Regions from separate parts of the Homo sapiens genome. Here all the other regions are linked to region 2. A link is a loop called in an ENCODE intact Hi-C map of the cell type or tissue named here. Cell type or tissue: GM12878. All regions are shown on one strand.

The links. A loop is a pair of places that touch in the nucleus more often than their neighbours do. Peaks named below come from ENCODE experiments on the same cell type or tissue, not always from the same donor. Only the 100,000 strongest peaks of a DNase experiment are listed, where the experiment ranks them.
Region 1: it touches region 2 in a loop (5-fold over the local background); 10 of 110 quality-filtered maps call a loop at or near these places.
Region 3: a loop joins it to region 2, with 2.7 times the contacts of the local background. A loop is called at or near these places in 2 of 110 quality-filtered maps.

What each region holds. Positions count from the first base shown.
Region 1 is chr2:24,506,099-24,514,098 of GRCh38, forward strand. All of the region lies in intron 1 of NCOA1 (nuclear receptor coactivator 1), which reads left to right. Among named protein-coding and RNA genes, the nearest start is that of NCOA1, 19 kb to the left of the region's middle. In GM12878, no CTCF peak of the experiment used is centred here; a DNase peak (open chromatin) is centred at 3,543; H3K4me3 peaks cover 2,544 bases; H3K27ac peaks cover 5,585 bases.
Region 2 is chr2:24,573,274-24,581,273 of GRCh38, forward strand. The region is part of intron 2 of NCOA1 (nuclear receptor coactivator 1); the gene reads left to right. Among named protein-coding and RNA genes, the nearest start is that of NCOA1, 86 kb to the left of the region's middle. In GM12878, no CTCF peak of the experiment used is centred here; DNase peaks (open chromatin) are centred at 3,578 and 4,408; H3K4me3 peaks cover 1,284 bases; H3K27ac peaks cover 4,190 bases.
Region 3 is chr2:24,417,426-24,425,425 of GRCh38, forward strand. All of the region lies in intron 2 of LOC105374329 (a long non-coding RNA gene), which reads left to right. Among named protein-coding and RNA genes, the nearest start is that of ITSN2, 61 kb to the left of the region's middle. In GM12878, a CTCF peak has its summit at 4,408 (motif pointing right); a DNase peak (open chromatin) is centred at 4,386.

The DNA of each region.
Region 1 (8,000 bases), 67 kb before region 2:
CCAATTTGCTTGTGCTGGTTTGCAAGTGTTCCTGTTGTTTGTAACTGAAAGAGTCCTTGCTAATCCAGACCCCTGTTGGCATCATCATCATCATCATCATTAGAATCTATGTAGTAAATTTTTTTCCAGGTCTCGGTACCAGGAAAAGCTGTGTTTCCTTTGACCAGCTGGTTTGCTTGTATTATGTAGTCATCATGACTTTTGAAACTGATAGTTATTTCTCTCTTTGGCTAAAGATTTAGTTAGCTGGGGGTACATGTCTCAGTTGGATGCTCTATAGCTGCTTTATTCAGGTGATTTAATGGCTGAGCTGAATGCTGGGAAACTCTTGCTTTGAGGACTTTTGGGGTCAAAATCATTGTGATGACATTGAAGGCTATAGAACTTTGGGACTCAATTGACTGTCCATTGGTGCAGATTCAGAATCATTTTCAGAGGAAAATTTTGGCTCGTTACTTTCTTGGCTCACTTCCGTGGAGAGGTGGGTTGGCAGCCTACTTAGACATCTTTAGTGGTTAGGTTCCTTAATTATCATAAGAGAATACTCACCTGATTGCATTTGATTATGAAATATATATAGTACCTATAATTGGCAGTATGGCATAGCTTCACTCTAGCAAGTATGTATCCACATACTCTGCTGCCTGATTTTTATTAAAAAAACCTAGAAACAGCATTTTTTGAGAATTGCTTAAATAAAACACTTTCAATCCATTGCTTTAGAAAGAATCAGTTTTTACTTGGACCAGGCCAGAATACCAGAGAGTATGTTGATTGCATTGTTTTAGACTGGGATAGAATTGCTTTTACAGAATTGTTCTTTGGTGTAATGCAATAAACATTTATTAAGAGCTATTAAAACAAACAGCTTTATGAAATTTAGCACTTCTCTTGTAGAATTCTTGTGAGGGTATTATCTCCTTTATCTCAGTGTCCTTGTTGATGTTGTTACTACTATTACAGTAGTACTGTTACTATTAGCGGCTCATCTGGAGGACGAAGACTGAACATAAAATGAGCTAATATATGATGGGCAAATACTGTCTTTAGCTGGAAGCAAATGCTTATATCCAAAGGGAGACAGCTTTATGGATGAGGGGCTGTGTTAGGAGTATGGGCTCTGGAGCCAGATTTCCTAAGCTTGAATTCTGGCTCTCTCTGCTACTGCCTAGTTGTTGTGTTACTTAACCTCTTGGTGCCTCAGCCTTTTCATCGTTAAATAGGGATGATAGTACCTGTCTCCACAAGGTGGTTGTGAGAATTTTGTGAGTTTACACATACAAAATGCTGAGGTCATGCCAGGTCCAGAACATATACAGTGAAGGTGAGCTGCTGGGTTTTTTTTTTTTTTTTTTTTAATGTTTAAAATAAATAGTACATACTTATGGGGTGCCTATGATATTTTGATACATGCATACAATGTATAATTATCAAATCAGGATATTTAGGATATCCATTACCTCAAACATTTATCATTTCTTTGTGTTGGAAACATTTCAGATCTATTGTTTTTTATCATCTTCATCATCATCATTAGAATCTATGGTAGTAATTTTTTCTCCACGTCTCGGTACCAGGAAAAGCTGTTTCCTTTGACCAGCTGGTTCACTTGTATTACGTGGTCATCATGACTTGTAACTGATTGTTATTTCTCTCTTAGGAAGGGAACTCAAAGTCAAATGTGTGTTCCTTCTCTTATAACTGTATAGGACCTTGTAGCATATGGTTTGTGTGGTAAACTTACCTCTGACTTTATCTTATTTTCCTTTTCATTTTCTCTATGCCCAATTTCTTCTTTCTTTTTAATTCTAATACACCCTGTGAACGGTCTCAAATCCTTTTTGAAGTAATATGGAAACAAACAAGTAATTTCATTATAGCATGTGCTCATATTGAAATTTCAGATTAATTTTCATTTAATTTACCTTAAGCTAGCTACTTCCTCATGACAAGGAGGAGCTATAATTTTTATTAAGATATCTCAAATCATATCATAGTTGGGTTACTTCTGGGAAGGTTCCATTTGACAGCTAATCCTATTGATGGTGTTAGCTTTCTTTTAAGCTTTAATTAAAAAGAAAATTGTGAAAATTTCATTTCATAGTTATGACTTTTATTCTCATTTTTTTCTTTGACTTTTGCTCCAGCCATCTCTCGTGGATTTGGGAAGGAAAAGGGGGGCTTATTTAAAAAACTTGTGAACCTATAGTCTTAAGAATAGTCTTCAGAATAAGACTTTTATATTAGGTTATAGCATAGGCAGAGTAAAGTCTATATATGTTGTTGTTGCCTTTCTTTTACAAACCAGAACATTCATTAATTTATTTGCAATGACAAAAAAAAAGGAATGTCCCAAAGTCTAGAATATTCCTGAATATTCTGGTTATGTCATTAGCATAATCACTTCCCCAAGCAGATGTACATGGGGCTGATACTGTCTTTTTTGGGGGGAGAATTCAAAAAAATTTTAATGAATGAAATGTCTCAAGTCTTTTTTAAAATTTGTAGATTCCCTCTTCCCCCCATCCCCTTTTTTTTCTTTGTAATTTATCTTTTGAAGAACCTGTGTGGTTGTCCTGTAGAATTTCCTACAGTCTGGATTGCAGTTTGGTTAAACATGTTGCTCTGCCCTCTCTATATCCTGTAAATTGACAGTTTGATGTAGAAGCTTGATTAAGATGTTATTTTTTTGGTGGGGGGAGGACAAGACAACTTTATAGATAGTATTGTGAGACACACAAAATCTCTGGTTATCTTTTGTGATGTTAGCAGTTGTTGGTATCACTATTGGCTTTTGCTTCTTAAAATCCTAAAGTGATCACCATGTTGTCTAGAAGAAAATGGGGAGGCATTGTCTGGAAATGATAGAGTCTGCTTTGTACAAATAGGACTCCTGGTGTGACCACTTGAGAATGAAGCAATATTGTGTGGAATCAAGAAGATCTAGGTATCAGTCTTGGCTCCTCTGTGTAGGAGCTGTTTGATCTTGCGTAATCAACAAAATCAGCAACAATGACAGCAGCAGCTACATTCACTTAGTGCTTGTTTTGTACCAGATTATGTGCTAAGTGCTTTATATACATTGTGTAATCTAATCTTTATAACAATCCTGTAAGCCAGACATTATCATATTTATTTTTGCAGTTCAGAAATATTAAAGTGTCCAAGGCCACATTGCTAAGAAATAGTGAAACAGGGAGTTCAAGCCCTTGCTTGACTCCAGTCTTGTGCTCATAATCACTTTGTTCTTCTATATCTGTAAAAGTGGGTATACAAATAGCTGCCTTATCTACTTTGGGGGTCAATTAGATGTTGTTTGTGAAAATGCCTTGAAAAATAAGATAGATATTAAAGTGAGAAGTACGCTGGGATGACCATTCATGAGGAAAGGTGGATGGTGGAGGCTTTGCCTATAACTAAGTGACAGTGAAAAGTTTGGATGGAAAGAACCCTGTGGTCATTTTCTGACTTTCATTTCTATTACTATTGCTGTTGAAATGTGGAAGTGTTTTCTTCTCTTGTTAAAATTGAGAGTGATAGAGATTTTACAGGTGGTAAATGTTGCATGTCAGAGGTTGCTTGAGAGTCCCTGGGTGAACAATGATGTCTTGGTTTTACTCCATTTGCCATATATGTAGGCTTAGTACAGATGGGTTTAACAGAGAGAAAGAGTATAGTCACAGTTCAGATTCTTTTTTCTAAAAGGACAAATATTTGTTAAAAGTAGGAGAAATTATAATTGAATGTATAATATTTTATCTCTTTAGCTGGGTAGTGGGTATATAATGTATATTAAAATTATTTTCAGTACCTCTTTATTTGTCTGAACTATTTTATAATGAATAAAACTATTAAAGTACTTACCACTAATATTTGCATGTGTGACAGACTAAGAAAGAAATAGGAGTGAGGTTGGTACCTTTAGGTCTGCCTGCCTGGGGCAGAGTGTAGGACTGTGCACTTTTTTTGAGACGGAGTTTCACTCTTGTCACCCAGGCTGGAGTGCAATGGCATGATCTTGGCTCACTGCAACCTACGCCACCCGGGTTCAAGTGATTCTCCTGCCTCAGCCTCCCCAGTAGCTGGGATTACAGGCATCTGCCACCACACCCAGTTAAGTTTTTGTAATTTTAGTAGAGATGGGGTTTCACCATGTTGGCCAGGCAGATCTCAAACTCCTGACTTTAAGTGATCCGCCTTGGCCTCCCAAAGTGCTGGGATTACAGGTGTGAGCCACCACGCCCGGCTGCACTTTTTTTCTTAAAGGAGACGGGGTCTTGCTCTGTTGCCCAGATGGGAGTGAAGTGGCATGATCATAGCTGACTGCAGCCTCAAACTCCTGGGCTCAAGTGACCCATCTTGGCCTCCCAAGTAACTGGGACTACAGGCATGCACTACCTGGCCTAGCTAATTTTTAAATTTTTTGTTAAGATGGGTTCTCCCTGTGTTGCCCAGGCTGGTTTTGAACTCCTGGCTTCAAGTGATCCTCCTGCCTCAGCCTCTTCGTAATCCCAGACTGTTGGGATTACAGGCGTGAGCCACTGTCTCTGGTAGTGCACTATATTTTCGGTAAACTTTGGTAATGCGTTTATCAGAAAGCCTTAGGGCTTGACCTGGACACATTTTCTTGGTACTTTGCTTCTTGCAGTTCTTTTTGTACTCTGGGGACTTTATTGCCATATTCTCTTTACTGTGGTGAAATATCTAGTATTTCATTCTGGTATTCCCAACAAAGTTTTCCCATTTTCTTGAGATATAAATCATATTCCATAAGTCACCCTGTTAAAGTGTACAATTTGGCAGCTTTTAGTATATTCACAAAGTTGTACAACCATCACCATTGTGTAATATCAAACTTTTGTTTCCTCAGAAAGAAATTCCGTGCCTGTTAGCAGTGTCTCCCCATTCCTCCCTTCCTCAGCCACAGGCACCCACTAATCTATTTGCTGTCTCTATGGATTTGCCTATTTTGTACATTTCATGTAAGTGAAATCATACAATATTTCACCTTTTGTCTGACTTCTTTCACTTAGTGTAATGTTTTTGAGGTTCATCCATGTTGTAGCATGTATCAGTACTTGATTCCTTTTTATGGCCAAATAATGTCCCACTGTAATCCATTTTGACTACTATGAATAATGCTTCTCTGAACTTTCATGTACAAGTTTTTGCATGGACATATGTTTTCATTTGTCTTGAGTATATGAATTGCGGGGTCATATGATAATTGTGTTTAACATTGTGAGAACGGCAAAACTGTTTTACAAAGTGGCTGCACCATTTTACATTCCCAGCAGCAGTGTATGAGGGTTCTGATTTCTCCACATTCTCCAGTGAAGTGGCATCTCACTATAATTGTTGATTTGCATTTCCCTAATGACTATGTTGAATAGTTTTGCATATGCTTTTTGGCCATTTGTACATTTTCCTTGAAGAAATGTCTCTTCAGATCTTTTGCTTATTTTAAAATTGTGTTGTCTTTTGTACTGAATTGTAAGAATTCTTTATATATTCTGGATGCAAGTCCTTTATCAGATATATGATTTGCAAATATATTCTCCCATCCTGTAGTTTGTCTTTTTACTTTCTTGGTGGTTATTCTTTGAGGGACAAACATTTCTAATTTTGATAAGTCCAATTTATTGATTTTGTTCCTTCTTATGCTTTTGGTGCCATATTGAAGAAACCATTGTCTAATCCAAGGTCACAAAAATTTATGTCTTTTTTTTCTAAGAGTTTTAGTGCTTACATTTAGGTCTGATATATTTTTAGTTAATTTTTCTATATGGTATGAGTTAGATCCCAATTTTTTTTTACAGTGGGGACAAAAGCTCATTATATTCCAAATACATACATCAGTAGCACTTTCAGTTTCCACCTTGCTTGATAATATTTTAATCACTATATGATTCTGCCACTTCATTTGTTTCACCCTCGACTCCCTGCTAAGTATTTGCTGTACCGAAACTGTACTAACTTTTGCACTTATCGTAGAATGTGAAAGTTAGGAGGATGTTTATTGATTATGCAGTTGAATCTCTTAGAGTAGAGCCCTCTGCATCTGTGACAGAAGAGCTTTCAACTGTTTGAACAGTTTTAGAGGTGGTTAGTTCACTGAAGTGTGTTGTACTATAATACAATAGTTATATTAAGAAGTCTTACCTATTCAAACATCATTTTATAAATAAAAAAAGTTTCAGAAGGAACAGGGGTTTAGGAGCTCAATAGGTTTAATAAGTTATTTTGCTTTTAGCAGTTTAAATTAAAGAGAGTTGGTGATTGGATCAAAACCCACAGTGTTTTATAATTAAATGAGAGCATTATATCCACCGGTGCAGTAGGAGAAATGCTTGTATTCCTAAAGCAATTCAGTTCAGTTTTTAAAAGCTCTAATGGCTAGAAAGTTTATTCTTTTTTTCAGTTGGAATGTTGCCCTTGGTAATGACTACCCATTTTATCAAGGTCCTCTTAAAACTCAGAGTCTAAAATTAAACTTCACTTATGTGCAGAGTGGTGCAGCGTGGTACAGAGTGTAATTGACTGATAGTTTTTTTGTTTTTCCTTTTCATATAACCCAGAATTAAGCTGTTAATGGAAGCCATGCTATCTTTGGGGCTCATCTTGAGTTTGTTATCAGTGAAACCCCTCTCTAACAAGAGTTTCTAAGTGCATCTCCTGTTCCTTTGAAACACTACAGTTGTGAAATGTGCTTTGCACCTATAGATCTGGACTCATCTCTGACTGCTTGGCTGCGTAACCTTAGCCAAAACACCGTTTCTTTGATCTCAACTCGCTTTTCTGTTGAATGGAGTTAATTCCTCCATTTTTGCAGTATTGGATGATTAAATGAAATGATTTGTGTGTGTGGGTGCATATGGCTCTACCACACACAGATGAAAGTAAGGCTTGCGAAAACAGCCTTCTGTCACAAGTACTTCTTTGCTGGCCTTACTTAGTCAGATATTAGCTATTTGTTAGCATCCGTCCAGTTCAGATGTCTTGATATCCTGAATTGATAGGAAATATTTCAAACATGCAGAAAAGAATAGTGGAAAAATCATTCCGTGCACCTTCTGCCCAACTTAGATCTTAACATTTTGCCTTATTTCAGATTTTTTAAAAAAGAAGTAAAACATTGTGGAGTTCAGCCTTCTCTGTACCCTCTTTCTTTTACCCCTTCCACATTCCCCAGAGGAAACATTGTTCTGAATATATTTGTTATCTATATATAATGTAATTGTTTTGCATGTTTTAAACCTCAGATACATACTATACTGCAATATGCTCTTGCAGTACCCTTTTTTTTTCTCATCCTTTTTTTCCTGCAATTTCTATTTCATGGCTACATCACAATTTACTTACTCACGCTCCTCTGGGTGGTTATTAGGTAATTTCCATGTTTTATTATTAGACAATGCTGTAGTCAACATTCCTGAACATACTGGTTGTGAACATATGTGCATTTCTATAGAGAGCTTGTAAGGAAAATGTGTGTGTGTGTGTGCGTGCACACGTGTACATATGTGCTTGCGTATAGGATTGGAATCTGGTTGAAAAGTATATGCATCTTCAACTTTGGAGAATAATTTGACATTATTTAATAAAATATACCAATTTAAACATTACTGTCAGAGTGTGAGAGTTTTACATTCCTCAAACATTTCTAGTGTTTCATTTCTTAGCATTATCTAAAATGGGATTCATAAGGTTCTAGATGGTTAGCAGCTGTTAGGGTCAGCAATTTCTCCGGCCAACTGTAGGAGGACTTGGTATGTGTAGAAAACATTTATTCTAGCAAATGAACAGGCTTCTGATACTGTGTGGCTCAGGATCTATGACTAACTTATTCTGGTATAAAGCCACCCAGAATTCATTTGACCAGTTTACTTAAAAACTAGCAAATTTTTAGGCCAGGTGCGGTGGCTCATGCCTGTAATCTCAGCACTTTGGGAGGCCGAGGCAGGCGGATCACGAGGTCAGGAGATCGAGACCATCCTGGC
Region 2 (8,000 bases):
TACTTTATACATATTTTCAGATACTGTCCCAATAACCATTTAGGTGTAAGTTACTAAATAGCTATTAAAGTTTTTGAGAATTTTTAACATTTCTTGAAATTAGAAATTCCTTACATTATTAAGAAACACTCTTTGGTTGACCTTTGCAAGCCCAGCAAACCCAGAGTTAGATAAAGGTACAAAATCGAGAATCTCTGTCCTTACTCTTCATATTGTATGGATGCATTTAATGCTAGTAAAAATTGTAAGCCTGAATAAATGTAGTGTAAAACCTGCATTGATGATTTGGGGTTTATTTAGTTATTTATGAAGCTTATATCTAAATTTGGGATTAAGTTGATTTTTCCAGTTTTCCAGTCAATGCAACATTTTAAAAAATCAATTTTAGATTAAACCACAAAGGAAAATCTCAGTAAATTCCAGAAAAGCTGAAACTACATATGTCCATTCTCTCTGACTGCAGCAGAAATTTAAAATATACAACTTTAACCATTTGGACAAATCAAACAAAAAAATTGCTTAAATAAATACCGGGTCAAACAGGAGATCAAATGTACAATAAGTGGTCATTTAGCACCTGAAATGAGATTCAGGCTAAGACTCATACTGTGCTTAGAAGTAGATTAATAGTCTTTGTTAATGAATGAAATAAATGTACTAAGCACTAAACCTTAGAATTTAGTAAAACAAACGGACTCAACAAAATAAATGCCTAGGAGAAAGGAAAGAAATTAATAAGATAAAAGCAGAAATAGGTGAATTAAAAAACAGAAACCACAGAAATGAAAAATCTAAAAGCTACTTCTTAGGGTTGAAAAACAAAATAGAAAAATATCTGACAAATCTTACAAAGGAAAAGATGGAAAACCAAAATTAAGTTTGTAAAGCAGATATAAGAATAGAAAAGATGTTTAAAAAATAGTAAGCGAATACTATTTATTAACTCTAAGCTGATTTATTTGAAATGAATTATGGAACACCCAAGCTGATTTAAGAAAAGTTGGTCTGGAGCTACATCCAGCTAGCTCCAGAACCAATTTTTGCCAGTTAATTCTTTTTAGTTTTCAAGGAACATATAATTCCTATGGTGAGAACTATTTTAGAGATTATAGAAAAGATGGAAATATGCCCAATTAATATTATAAAATCAGTATGACTTTTTTAATGGTTCAGTGCAGTAAAACTCTTTTGGGGGAGGTTACTGCTTTTTTTTAGTTTCTATTGTAAGCACAGATTTTTCTTGAAATTAAAACAATTGAGAAAAGAAAAAACAACCAGAAACTCAAAACTTAAAGATATTGTTTATATTTATTAACGTATTTACCATTGCTGGCACTCTCCTTTGTGTAGATCAAAATTTGGACCTGATAATCTTTTTCTTCTGCCTAAAAATCATTTCTTTAAGTGCAAAATCTGCTGCTAATGGATTTTTCTCAGCTGTTGTCTGAAAACATTTCCACCTTCATTTTGAAATATATTTTAGTAGGGTACAGAATTTGAGGTTGACAGGTTCCCCCCCTTCCAATCTTGCGCCATTGTTTTCTTATTTGTATAATTTCTGATGAGAAGTTTGCTCTCATGCATACCTTTGTTTTTCTGTACACAATCTTTTTTCCTCTTCTGGCAGTCTTTAACATTTCTTTCCCCCCAATCACTGGTTTTCAACAATTTGATTATGATAATTGTCGGTGTGATTTTCTTTGTTTATCCTGCTTGGATTTTGTTGAGCCTCTTATGAATCTGTAAGTTTCTGGTTTTGATAGCATTTGAAAAAATTATGCTCATTATTTCTTCAAGTATGTTTTTTATCTTTTTTTTTCCTCTGTTTTTTGGACCTCAGTTACATTGATCTTAGCTTGTTTGTGTGTTGCTGCAAATCAGTGGTATTCGCTTTCATTATTTTTGTATTTTTCTCCTTTGTGCTTCATTTTGGAAATCTTCTATTGCTATATCTTTAAGTTAACTAAGTGTTAAATCTGCTGTCCTATGCAGTGTATTTTTCATTTCAGATTTTGTATTTTTAATTTCTAGAAGCTCCAATTGGGCCTAAAAACAGTCTTGCATTTCTGTGTTCAACACTTCCATATCTTTTTCTGCTTTCTTGAATGTATTGAGAATATGTATAACTCTTTTGGCATCTCTGTTTGCTAAGTTCTCTGTCAGTTCTGGGTCTGTTTTTATTGATATTCTCCTGGTTATAGGTCATATTTACATGTCTGGTAAATTTTGATTGTCAGACATTGTAAATTTCACGTTACTGGATGCTAGGTTTTGTGATAAAGAGGCCATTTTTTTTCTTTTTCTTTTTTTTTTTTTTTGAGACAGAGTCTCGCTCTGTCACCCAGGCTGGCATGCAGTGGTGCAATCTTGGCTCACTGCAACCTCCACCTCCCGGGTTCACGCCATTCTCCTGCCTCAGCCTCCTGAGTAGCTGGGACTACAGGTGCCTGCCACCATGCTCAGCTAATTTTTTGTATTTTTAGTAGAGACGGGGTTTCACTGTGTTAGCCAGGATGGTCTCGATCTCCTGACCTCATGATCCGCCCACCTGGGCCTCCCAAAGTGCTGGGATTACAGGTGTGAGCCACCGCTCTCGGCCGAAGAGGCCATTCTTTTAAGTAATGTTGGTCTAAGTTTTGGCATGCAGTTAAATTTTTTTTGATGCCCTTTAAGACTTGTTTTGTTTTAAGGAGGCTTTGTTAGGGTGAGTCTGGAGCAGTGAGTAGACTTTTCTCCTAGAGCTAATTTAGAAGTTGATACCCTTCTGAGGACTTTACATGATACTTCATGGATTGGGAGGTCTTTTTACTCTACCCTATTGGAATACAAACTATTCATAGCCTTGTGTGAGAGTTTCAGAAATTATTTGGCCTTTGTTTTTTTTTTTTTGTTTTTTGTTTTTTTTTTTTTTTTTTTTTGTTTGCTAGTCCTTTCTCCAACCTCAGGTGGTTTCCTTCCACACAGGACATATCAGCACTCTCCTAACAGCTTGTGGGAACTCCTTTGCATGTCTCCAAGGCACTGTCTCTGTATGTAGTTTCTTTCTGTTAGGCTAGTCCACAAATTCTGGCTGCCTTGGCCCCACTAAGTGTCAATCTTTGTGACCTCAACTCTTTGAGACTGTAAGGTTCTGTTTAAGCCCCATCTCCCTTCTTTACACTACATCCTGTAAATTGCTTCAAGGGTGTGAGGTCAGGCAAATGTAGGACTCACATCATTTTTTCATCTTTTCTCAGGAATCCCACTCCTGCTCTGACTGGTATCTAATATCTAAAAGCCATTGTTTCATCTGTTTTATCCAGTTTTCTGGTAGTATAAACTGGGACAACAAATCTAATCTCTGTTACTCCATCATGGCTATTTGTGGAAATTCTTGAGTAACTTCTCCTCCTCCTTTTTCTGTGGATTAAGATGTGGGCCTAAGTTAAAGAAGTTAAGAAACAAGTTGGTTTGATCTCAGTGTTTCAGGTGTTTGGCTTGTCAGTAACTGAGGCAGAAGAGTCCCTAGTTGTCTGTGGTCCAAACTCTTTGATGATGATAAACAGATGATTTCACTTCATGCATTCTCCTCTCAGTTTCAGTGTCGGGTACCTACTGCAGTAGTAGGGTAGTTGATCAAGAATTATGGTATTCTGAGTCTTGGTCAGTTGCCACATAGTTTAAATAAGTTCTTAGTACTTTTAACTGAATTAAGACCCATACTTATTTGCTTTTTCTCAGCTATTTCTGTTTGCTGGTATTTACTTTTAATTTTATGAGTTTTTTCTTTGTTTCTGTTAGTTGCTAGTTTATCTAACTGGTTGTCATTTTTCAGCTGGATTATATTTTCTTTATATATTTTGTATTTTTCTGCATCACAGTAATGTTTAGGCTCTTCAAAGTGTTTGACCTTCATGCATTATATCTTTAGTTTTGTTATCTGTTTTTCTAATCTTGCTTTTCTCTACTCAAATGAATGAGTGAATAAATTAGTAATCGAATAAATGTAGACACATATACTCACACACAAAGTGCATTTTCTCAATTCAAACACTATTAATTGTGACATATGCCACAGATTTAATATATTTTCATGAAAAAAGAAACATTAAGTTTATTTTTTAAATCCTTAAAGGTTTACTGACAGAAGTATACATTTATCCATATAACTTCTACCTCATCTTTTTGGGAATCATAAGATTGAGTGTAATCGTCTTCCAAATTCTGACATGCTGCTTTTCCTTACCTGTGCTTGCTTTCTTGGTCTCTTTACACATTATGATTGCCAGTATAATTTTGAGTCATATGGAAATGTGTAGAATTTAACTGCTTTTCTTTTTGGTTGAACTCATGGTTTCAGTTTTTTTATAGATAAGCCGTGAATTAAATAACTTCCTTTTTGAGTCAGCTGGAAACTTTTGACAGATTGATATCCAGCACTTGGGTGATAGTACTTTGTAAAATGCAAATTAGTCACACCAGTGTCTTCCAGCTCTGATAATTCTATGATCTGTTTTGAGAGATTGTGCAGTTTTTACTGCCTTTAATTGCCCTTGCTTGGCTTGCAACAGACAACTTTTGCATTACAATAGCTTTTTATTTCAGTGCTTTGACACGGTTCAGTCTCTCTGAAAACATTTTCAAGCAAGTTATGCTTTCAAATTTAAGTTAAAATTCAACCTTATCTGAGTTTACCTGTGCAGTTAACTCAGCTGTGGTCATGGTTGGATTGACAGATACCTTCTATGGGAATGTATTTTCCATAGGTTTACACATGGGTAGGCAGTGACATACCTCACAACGTACTCTTTTGCTTGGCTACTGGCAAATTTTTTTGGATTTTATTTCTGATACTTCTAGTTTCAGAAACCTGAAAATATTATTTTAAGAAAAACAAGTATCTTTAGTATTAAGAAAATCTAGTTTAGTAATTTAGTGTACAGTGAGCAAGCATAAAATCTGTCAGTGGTAGAATTGTTTAATAAGTTTTGGGATGATCAGATGGCAGTTAGGAAAGTTCATGTAGAGCCTTTTCATATGCAAATGTTATGGTTGACCTTTTTAAATTGGAAAAACTCGTGAAACTGTGCAAAGAATAGTAATCTTCTAAAGTAAGAAGACTGTAAAGAAGTGATTATAAAAACTAAGCACATCTGTATGAAGAAAACCAACACAATTAAAACTAAAAAGAAAAATAACAAAGTGGAAAACACAAATATGACCTTACATGATTACTGTATTATGAAAATATTTACAACACTAAGATTCCAGTAACTACATTAATAAAGGACATGCCCATTAGCTCTTAAGGAAAAGAGTTCAACATCATTGGTAGTTAAAAACAATAGTGAATAACTTTTTTTATACTTACTGAGTAACCATAATAAAGAAGTCCATAGGGAATCAAGTACTCATGCATTGCTTTTGGAATTGGAATAACTCATTTGAGAGGTAGTATGGTAGTATATATCTTAAAAGCCATAAACATATCTAAGGGCATGGATTAATGATCTTACTCTTGGGAATTGACCCTAAGTAAATAAAGAATAAAAAAAAGCTATATTAGAGCTGCATTCACAATACTATTACTTATCATAGTAAAAGCTGAAGACAACCTAATTGGCCAACAGTGAAAATTTTGATATATTATGCAAAAGTAATACCTGAATAGTTCATATCCATTACATATAAGTGTTAGCACTGTGACAACTGGGACTGTATCTTTTTTTGTTCTCTGCTGTAAAACCAGTGCTTAGAAAAGCTTGGCATGTGGTGGGTACTGAAAAATTATTAGTAGTATTTTTTTTTAATGAACAACAGAATAATGTTGAGTTAAAAAAGAATTTAAAACATACACATACAGAACCTGTTCTCAGATACCTTAATGAGTAAGGGGGATGGGCAACAAGTTGGTTGATGAAGAGTTCTTAGAGGAATTTGAACTGGGGTTTGCAAGTTTAGTAGAATATGGATTCTCTTGGGAGCCAGGAGGTGGGAGTGCTACTCCAGGAAGAGGGATTTATCTGAGGAAAGACCTGACAGTAGGAATTGACTGGAGAATAAGGCAGGAGGTTAGGCATATATAAGGACAGAATTCTGAGTGGACTTGTAGCTAACGAGGTAGGACTTTATTCTTCTGTATGAGAAGTCGTTGATGCTTTTTCAACAGAGTTTGATATTGAAAGAGCTATATAATTCAAGGAGTTAATCTACCTTTGCCATATAAGACAGGTTCACTCAGTTAAACTAGAGGTCCCCAAACCCTGATGAGAGACTGTTGGAGTTCATGGTTACCAAGGTAGCTAGAGCTTGAGTGGCGAAGACAGTCACAGAGAAGTGAGCCTATAAGTCTGAATCATGTTTCCCTTAAGAGTTGTCACAGCTTAGTAAGCAACACAAACCAATAAGCAGGAAAGTTGAGCAGAAAGTGGCTGCTAACAAACTAAGCTCAGCAGAGTTTTCAGCAGTTTCATGGTGCTAGAGATAGAGGCGTCCTGGTAAACACCCTAGGTTGAACAACTGCATCCTAGCAGTAAGAGTGAACCAGGAGTAGACTAGGTCTTAATAAGATTGAAAACAAGCTTCAAGTTAGCTTGATCTCTGATTTTATTAGCTCCCGCTGCCAACCAGAAAGTAAAGAAACTCTTCAGTTGAAGATAAATTTCACATCCTTTATGGTTTTTAATGATACAGTGTTTGACATTGAGTCCCCAGATTCCAGACATGCCAAGAACCAGAACAAGAGAAAAAACAGATGCAAAAATAGACACAGATGATCAGGTGTGGACGTCAGTAAAAAATGTTGTGCCACTTCTTTCATTTCTCCTTTGTTTCTGATGAGATGTCTGCTGTCATTTGAATTATTTTCTCTTATAGGTAAATTATCATTTCTCTCTTACTGTTTTTATTACACTTTCTGTGTCTTTAGCTTTCAGAAGTTTAACTATGATATGCTTTAATGTGGATTGCTTTGGGTTTATCCTGTTTATGGTTCACTCGGCTTCTTGAATCTGTAAATTTATGTGTTTTGCCAAACATGGAAAATTGTCTGGTTTTTTTCTTAGAGCACTTTTTCAGCCCAGCCCACTTTCTTCTCTCCTTGTTGGATTCCATGGCAGAAGGTAGATCTTTTGTTAGAGCTTGATCTTTTGTTAGCGTTAGATCTTTTGTTAGGTCTTGAGGCTCTAATTATTTGTTTTCAGGCTATTTTTTCTCTGTTGTTTAGACTGGATAGTATCTATTGTTCTATATTTTGGTTCAGTGATTCTTTCCTCTGTCCCTTCCATTCTACTGTTGCATCCATCCATTACATCTTTTGTTTTACCTATTTTTCAGTTCTGAAATTTCCATTTGGTTCTTCTTTATATCTTTTCTTTCTTTGCAGTATGTTCTTTATATCTTGCTTTGTTTTTGAGACTCTCAGTTATTTTGTTGTTTCAAGTATGTCTGTAATGGCTCCTTGAGTCATTTTTGTGACAGCTGCTTAAACATGTTTTTCAGATAATTTTAACACCTCCATCATCTTGGTATTGGCATCTGTGGATTGCCTTTTTTCATTCTGTTTGAGATATTCCTGGATCTTGGTATGATGAGTGATTTTTATTTGATACCTGGACATTTTTAGTATTACATGCTGACACTCTGGGTCTTATTTAAATGTTCTGATTTAGTTGGCTTTCTCTGGCCCTGCCCCCGCATGAGAAGGAGGGAAGCCTCATTACTTTCCTGTGGGGATACAAGTCCAGGTTCTCTACTTTGCCTCTCTTGACACTCAATTTAGGGAGAGATTCTTTGTTACTGCTGGTCATGGATGGGAGTTCTTGCCCACATTGATTTCTCCCTGGCTGGGAGGGGCAGGAATGTGTCATTATGGTTCCCCACATATCCTCCACAGGGTGATAGTCTCTTTACTGTGTGATGGTGAAAGGCCTGACTCTGCTAGGCTTCTCCAAAAACAGCCTGTGGCAGAAAGAGAGAAGGGTACCTTGTTACTACTAGGTGAAGGTCCAAGCTCTCCATGT
Region 3 (8,000 bases), 160 kb before region 2:
ATATATTTATATATTATAATATATATTATATTATATATTTATATATTATAATATATATTATATTATAATATATATTTATATTATAATATATTATATTATAATATATATTATATTATTATATATTATAATATAATATATATTATAATATATATTATATTATAATTTATATATTATATATATTATAATATATATTATATTATATATATATTTATATTATAATATATATTATTATATATTATATATTATAATTTATATTATATTACAATATATATTATAAATATATATATTATATTATAAATATATATTTTTATATTACAATATATATTATAAATATATATTTTATATTACAATATATATTATAAATATATATATTATATTACAATATATATTATAAATATATATTATATTACAATATATATTATATTATAATATATATTTATATATGATATATTATATTTAATATATTATATAACATAATATATAATATATAATATATTAATATAATATATAATATAACATAATATATATAATATAGAAAATTTTAGTTGGTTTACTTGGGTAAATAAAGTTACATACAGAATACCTAGGAGAGGTGCTGGGGATGGGGTGGAAATACAGAAGAGTGACTCAGTCCTCCTTATATATGGAATAATGGGTGTAAGGATGTAATTAAGTCATCCTTTATGAGCTTGAACCAGGTGAGTAGTGATCACTGGCATTGATTTTAATTAGCCTATTCTTGATATTAAACATTTCCTATACTCTCATTATATATGACTTTCTTCAAGCATGGATAATTGATAGAAGTCATACATATTTAGAGCCTTTTTATTCCTTGATTTCTACACACACCTTGATCAGTCTGTACATGTAATGTCTATTAATCATCCCAATAATTAAGCAATAATTAGAATGAAAAATCATGAAAAAATTCACAGACTAAATTCAGGTCTTTGAATTTACTCTGGCTTAACTGGTTTTTTGTGTGTAACTGGCTCATTGAACAGGCAGGACTTGTGTTTTGTGGCCATAGAAGCAACTTTATTTTTATCTCCTACTTTCCCTTTAAAGCTGTTCAGTGCAGGAAGCCCTTGCCTTCCCTTCTGGATGAAAACTCAAGCATTTTCATCACATCTCTGGTCACTCCTGGGTAATAAAAATCCTTACAATCCCTTTAGTTCACATTCACAGGCCGAGCATAGTGATTCACCTTCGCCCTTCCTTCAGCTGGGGCCTGTTGCAGGTGAGAGGCTGTGATCCAGGAAAGGTGGGAGGGGTCAACTGCTGCTCTTTTTTTCACTGTCACCCTCCCTTCCCCAGACTCCCTCCCAGCTAGATGCTGTCTGTTAGGAACTTTTACCAGGAGCTAGGACAGAAAGGACATGGTAGGAAGGAGAGGAGAAGTGGCAAGACAAGAAAGTACTTACCGAGCTGGTCCACTCTCTGGGCTAAAGGGACACACACAGGTACAGACTCCTGATTTATAACAAGATTCCAATGAAATTTAGTGGGAAAAGATGTTATTTTCTTTTTTTTTTTTTTTAATTTAAGAGATTGGGCTCGGCCGGGCGCAGTGGCCAGGTGCAGTGGCTCACGCCTGTAATCCCAGCACTTTGGGAGGCCAAAGCAGGCAGATCACTTGAGATCAGGAGTTCAAGACCAGCCTGGCCAACATGGTGAAACCCCCGTCTCTACTAAAAATACAAAAATTAGCTGGGTGTGGTGGCATGCACCTATACTGCCAGCTACTTGGGAGGCTGAGACATGAGAATCACTTTAAGCCAGGAGGCAGGGGTTGCAGTGAGCTGAGATCATGCCGCTGCACTCCATCCTGGGTGACAGAACAAGACTGTCTCACAAAAAAAAAAAAAAACAGATAAATTTAAGAAATGGGTTTCTACTTTGTTGCCCAAGCTGGCTCTAAAGTCCTGGGCTCACATCCTCCTACATCAGCCTCTGAAGTGGCTGGGGCACACACAATACCATGCCTGGCTTAGGTGTTATTTTCAATAATGGTGCTAGGTTAACTGGCTACCCATATAGAAAAGAAATGGACCTTGACTCCTGCATCCCTCCATACATCAACATTAATTTGAAATGGATCATAAAAGTAAATGTGAAAGTGGGAGACTATTTTCATGACTTTGAGGTAAGCAACGACTTCTTAAATAGGGAGCACAAATTACCAAATATAAAATAGAATATTGATGTTGGACCTGATTAAAATTAAAAACTTCTTTGCATCAAAAGACATCATTTGAGTGAAAGGCAAGACACAGATGGGAATAAAATATTTGTATTTACATATCTGATGAAAGACTCCTGTCCAGAATATATAATGAACTCCATATCAGTAAGCAAGACAAACCAATAAAAACTGGGCTAAGACTTGAACTGGTACCTCACAATAAATAAACACATGAAAAGGTTCGAAGTGTCAGGGAAATGTAAGTGAAAAAACCAATGAGGTGCTGTTCCCAGAATGGCTAAAACTAAAAGGAAAACCAAATGGAGGCAAAGATATGGAGCATGTGTTCCTGATTTAAATTGGTACAGCCACGTTGGAAAACTTAATGGTGCCAAAGTGAAATATACATATACTCTATGACCTAAAAATTCCACTCCTTTGTATATTCCTAATGAAAATGAATGCTTATATTCACCAAAAGACATGCACAAGGATGTTCATTGCAGCTTTATTCATAACACAAACGGAAACAACTCGAAAATTCATGCATTAATATATTGTGGCATAGTCATATAATGGAATACCACACAATATTGAAAAAGAATGAACTACTGCTATCCACAACTATGTAGATGACTGTCACAGGCATAAGGTAAAGTGAAAGAACCTGGACATAGAAGAACATCTACTATATGTTTTCATTTATAGGACATTCAACAATAGGCAAAACTAATTTATGGTGGATGATAGAGATCAAAACAGCAATTACTTTTGACTGGAAGGGGGCAGGAAGGAGTCTTCTTGGATGCGGAGAATGTTCCATATCTGTAGCAGAGTGGTAGTTACATGGGTATGGTTACTTGAAAAAAAAAATCCATCAGACTGTACATCTAAGACTTTATGTAATTCTACCTCAAAGAAAACATTAGTGCCAGCTCATTTTTCATCTTCAGTTGCTTTGTCATTTTTTTCCTTGAACTCTTGTATCTCTGCTTTGAGTGCTTGTTATATAGAGATTATTTTTACTTTAGTTCCTAGAGTTTATGGAGATTTATGGTAGTCTCACAGTTTTACTTTTCTCAATTTCAGTTACCAGGGTCCAAAAATAGGTGCAATGCAGAGAGAGAAATCATATTCACATAACTTTCATTATATTACTTTATTTAATTTGTCCTATTTTATTAGTAGTTATTGTCATTAATTTCTTACTGTGCCTAATTTTTCATGATGATAATTATTTTTTGAGATGGGGTCTTATTCTGTCACCTAAGCTGGAGTGCAGAGGCTCCATGATGGCTTACTGCAGCCTCAACCTCCTGGGCTTAAGTGATTCTCCCATCTCAGCCTCCCAAGCAGCTTGGACTACACGCATGCACCACAATGCTGACTAATATTACTTTTTGTAGAGGCAAAGTTTTGCTATGTTTCCCAGGCTACTCTGGAACTCCTGAGCTTGAGTGATCCTCCTGCCTTAACCTCCCAAAGTGCTGGGATTACAGGTGTGAGCCACTGAGCCCAGCCTTACTGTGCCTAATTTAGAAATTAAACTTTATCAAATAGACATGCACATATAGGGGGCCAGGCACGGTGGCTCACACCTGTAATCCCAGCACTTTGGGAGGCTGAGGCGAGTGAATCACTTGAGCCCAGGTGTTTAAGACCAGCCTGACCAACACGGTGAAACCCCCTCTCTACTAAAAGTACAAATATTAGCCGGGCATGGTGGTGCATGCCTGTAGTCCCAGCTACTTGGGAGGATGAGGCAGGAGAATGGCTTGAACCCAGGAAGTGGAGGTTACAGTGAGCAGAGTTCACGCCACTGCACTCCAGCCTGGGCAACAAAGTGAGACTCTGCCTCAGGAAAAAAAAAAAAAAAAGCACATATAGGAAAAAAACATAGTATATAGGGTTTGGTACTAAATGTGGTTTTGGGCATCCACTGGGGGTCTTGGAACGTATCCTCTGTGGATAAGGGCAGGGGACTACTGTATTTGGTCATGATTTTCACCAGTTTTGAGGCAAGATGTTTCTGTATTCTTTACCTGCCAGTTGTTTCCCTATTGATTTCCTCCTTTCTCCTTCTTGTATTTTCCTAAAGATTTGTGTGCTGTTTCTCTTTTAGTTACTTCTCACCTTTGAATGAGGGCACTTTTCCTGCAGGGTTGACACACACTATTTCCAATGGGCAACATCCAAATTGTCTTCTCTCCAGGGGGCGCCATTGACGTGGAATACAACATGAATAGCGTCTCCTAGAGCCCCTGCCTCCTAGACAGCCTCTTTGCTATGGGAGGCACCAGAGCAGAGTGGCAAACCCCTACCTGAGTCCCCATGATCCCAGCAGGGATTCATATGTGTGCTTGTGTGAGCTGGTTTACCCTTTGCTCTTCTACAGAGAGAGGCTAGCATCTGCAGGGCTGCTTATGACTGATAGCTGTCCCTCCACGCTGTGTCATCACGGTGCCAAGAGTCTTTCCTCACCCTGGTGCCCCTGCCCCTTTGTGGTCTCAAATGGGGTCCAAGGGAGCCTCAATAACTGGCCTGCACAAAAGCTTGTTCTAAGCCAGATATTTTGGTTTTGCATCCCAGAGTATCCACTTGTGTTGGACAGTTTGAGTCCTGCCAGCTGTGCCTGCAATATGCAATCTCTAGCTATTGGTTTGGATCTCCTTCTTACCTTAATTGGATTATCACCATAGAAGACAGCCTTCCTTCACATATATTAAAGTTCCAGGTAAAAGCAGCTTAGTCATTTCATCAAGATAAAGTTTCTTCTTGTTGCTTTCAGGTGATTTAAAATATTTTGTTCTCACACACAATGCTGCAACTGTACATAACTCAGCTTCTATATATGCAAGTGTATCTGCAGAACAAATGCCTATAATTAGAATACTGGTTAAAAAGGTAAGTGCCTTTATAATTTAAATAAATACTACCAACATACCCTTCCAGACATTTTACCAATTTATATTCCCATTGGTAACCATGCCCATTTCCCCAGACCCTTGCCTCAGATAACAGAGATATAAGTGCACTTAACAGTATAAAGGAAAACCCTAAGACTGATACTATAATTAATTACGTTGGGTCAGATTCTTGGTTTCAACAATAAAGTTTATACTAACTAGCTTAGGCAGAAAGGGATTTATTAAGTAGCTCATATAAGCATTGGAAGGGCTGGAAGAACAGGCTCTCAGCTGAGCTTCCAGTAACAACTCTCAGAACCATAGTGTGGAACCGGCCTGGTGAGATGGCTGCTGCCATGGCCATATCCAGGACGATATTCCCTCTAAGCGAGCTGCTCCTCCAACTGCAGAAACACGTCCCCCTGCTGCACAGAACACTCTTCACTCAGAGAGCTGCGTGGCTCCCTCCCTGGGCCAATTTCCAGTAGGTATTCCTGCCCGAGTCTCAGCTCAGGCCCCACAGTTGGCTAGTCTCTTCTGCCTGAAGTCGATTCAGTTGGGTTTTTCAGACATTGCTGAGTCCAGCTTTGTGGGAGGCTCTGTGCCATACAGCTGGCCTGACCATTGCCCATGGGAAGCCAGCTCAAGGGGGAAAGCCTGAAGGCTTTGAGCACTTATCCCAAAGGTGAAGATGTAGCTCATCAAGGCACCTGGTATAAACAGCCTGATCTTCATGATTTTACCCTCACCGGGTCTTCCGAACCTCCCTCCTGTTTAAATGCCCCAAAGTCACTCACCTGTGAGGCAGTGACATGTGCCAGGCCGTATGCCAAATGCCAGACAGACAAAGATGAAACAGGGAAAGAGGAAAAAAAATCTCACTACCTCTCACCAGAGCAGGTGAAATGAAGCACATTGCCAAAGGTCAGATATTGGTTTAGAGCCAGAGAAAAAATAAGATGAAAAAAGCCAGTAAAATTTCTCCTATCTGGTTGGGAGAGTTGAGTGTGTGTGGCAGGGAAACCCTGGATCATGGAGGGAAATGTGATTGGAATCTGTGATCAGAGAGCAGGGTGCTGGGAGGCCCTGGGGGCTGTAGGAAATGAGTTCTGGGATATTGAGTTGAGCTCTTCAATACGGTACCCACTACCTATGTGCAGCTATTGGGCACTTGAAATGTAGCTGGTGCCGTATGTTGAAATGACAATATTTTAAATATATTAGGTTAAATAAAACACATTAATAAAATGCATTATTAACATTGATTTTATTTATTCTTTTTATACCTTTTTAATGTGATATTAGGGAATTAAAAATTATATATATGGCTTGCATTCTATTTCTATTGGACAGTGCTGAGCTAGACAATCAAGAGAAAAATCAATGGAATGGAAGCCTTTGCATCTCTTCTTTTGCTCTCTCTGCCCCTTTCCTGCCTTCTCTCTCTCTCTCTCTCTCTCTCTCTTTTTTTGAGATGGAGTTTCAGTCTGTTCCCCAGGCTAGAGTGCAGTGGCACAACCTTGGCTCACTGCAACCTCTGCCTCCCGGATTCAAGCGATTATGCCTCAACGTCTTGGGTAGCTGGAATTACAGGTGTCTGCCACCACGCCCAGCTAATTTTTGCATTTTCAGTAGAGACAGGGTTTCACCATGTTGGCCAGCCTGGTCTTGAACTCCTGACCTCAAATGATCTGCCTGTCTTGGCCTCCCAAAGTGCTGGGATTACAGGCGTGAGTCACCGCACCTGGCCAAAGTTCACGGATTTAAATGTTAATCTCATTCAAAAAACACCTGCACATAAAACATCCAGAATAATGTTTGACAAAATATCTGAGCACCATGGCCCACCCAAGCCGGCACATAAAATTAACCACCATGTGGGGATGTAAGACAACAGGGAGTGGGGGAGCTAGGGCTAACTAGAGACTTCATGCCCCTCCCAGGACACAGAAAAACCACGCATTGAAGCTAATACAAACACAGAAGCAAAAAAAACACTAATGCAGACGAAATTTGGTCCCAAGTCCCTAGAGCCTTAATAATGAATGGCCTTGGGCTTAGAGACTCAGTGTTTAAATACGTCAGTGTCTTCAACCTTCACCTAACATTACTCATGCTACCTGCCTGCCCCATGGTAATTCCTGGCTTTAATGCTTTTCTACTTTTAAAACAACTAGGTGGTTTTTTTTCTCCAGGAACTAGGAGAATCATTTTCTGAGAAGGAAGAGTGGGCTCCACCTAATTGTGTATGGAGTTGACTGTCAAGTCCAGATTCCAACACAGAATCAAAAGATGCTGAGAATATCTTGTGTTGAGCTCTCCCTGACTTGTAACTTGCCTTTAGGGAGTTAATTTGATTCGAGGGCTAGTATCCATAATATTTGTAATCACCTGTTATTTAATTGATTCAAATATTGTTTTGTCATGTGGGACAGCCTCTTGATGCTAAGCAAGTCAAAAGCTGCCCCAGTTCATTGTTGATGTCATTCCTTTTCTTCTTTTTTTTTTTTTTTTTTTTTTGAGATGGAGTCTCGCTCTGTCACCCAGGCTGGAGTGCAGTGGCGTGATCTTGGCTCACTGTCACCTCTGCCTCCCGGGTTCAAGCAATTCTTCTGCCTCAGCCTCCCGAATAGCTAGGATTACAGGCGCCTGCCACCTTGTCTGGCTAATTTTATGTATTTTTAGTAGAGACAGGTTTCCACTCTGTTGGCCAGGCTGGTCTCCAACTCCTGACCTCATGATCCACCCAACTTGGCCCCCCAAAGTGCTGGGATTACAGGTGTAATCATACAGACTCCCCAGTGGGTTCATCCTTTTCCCAAATCTGCACACCACGTTAATGCACTCTGTGGGGAGATTATTTTTAGTCATCAAATTCCTTAACATGTTGGTGATGAATTTTCTGC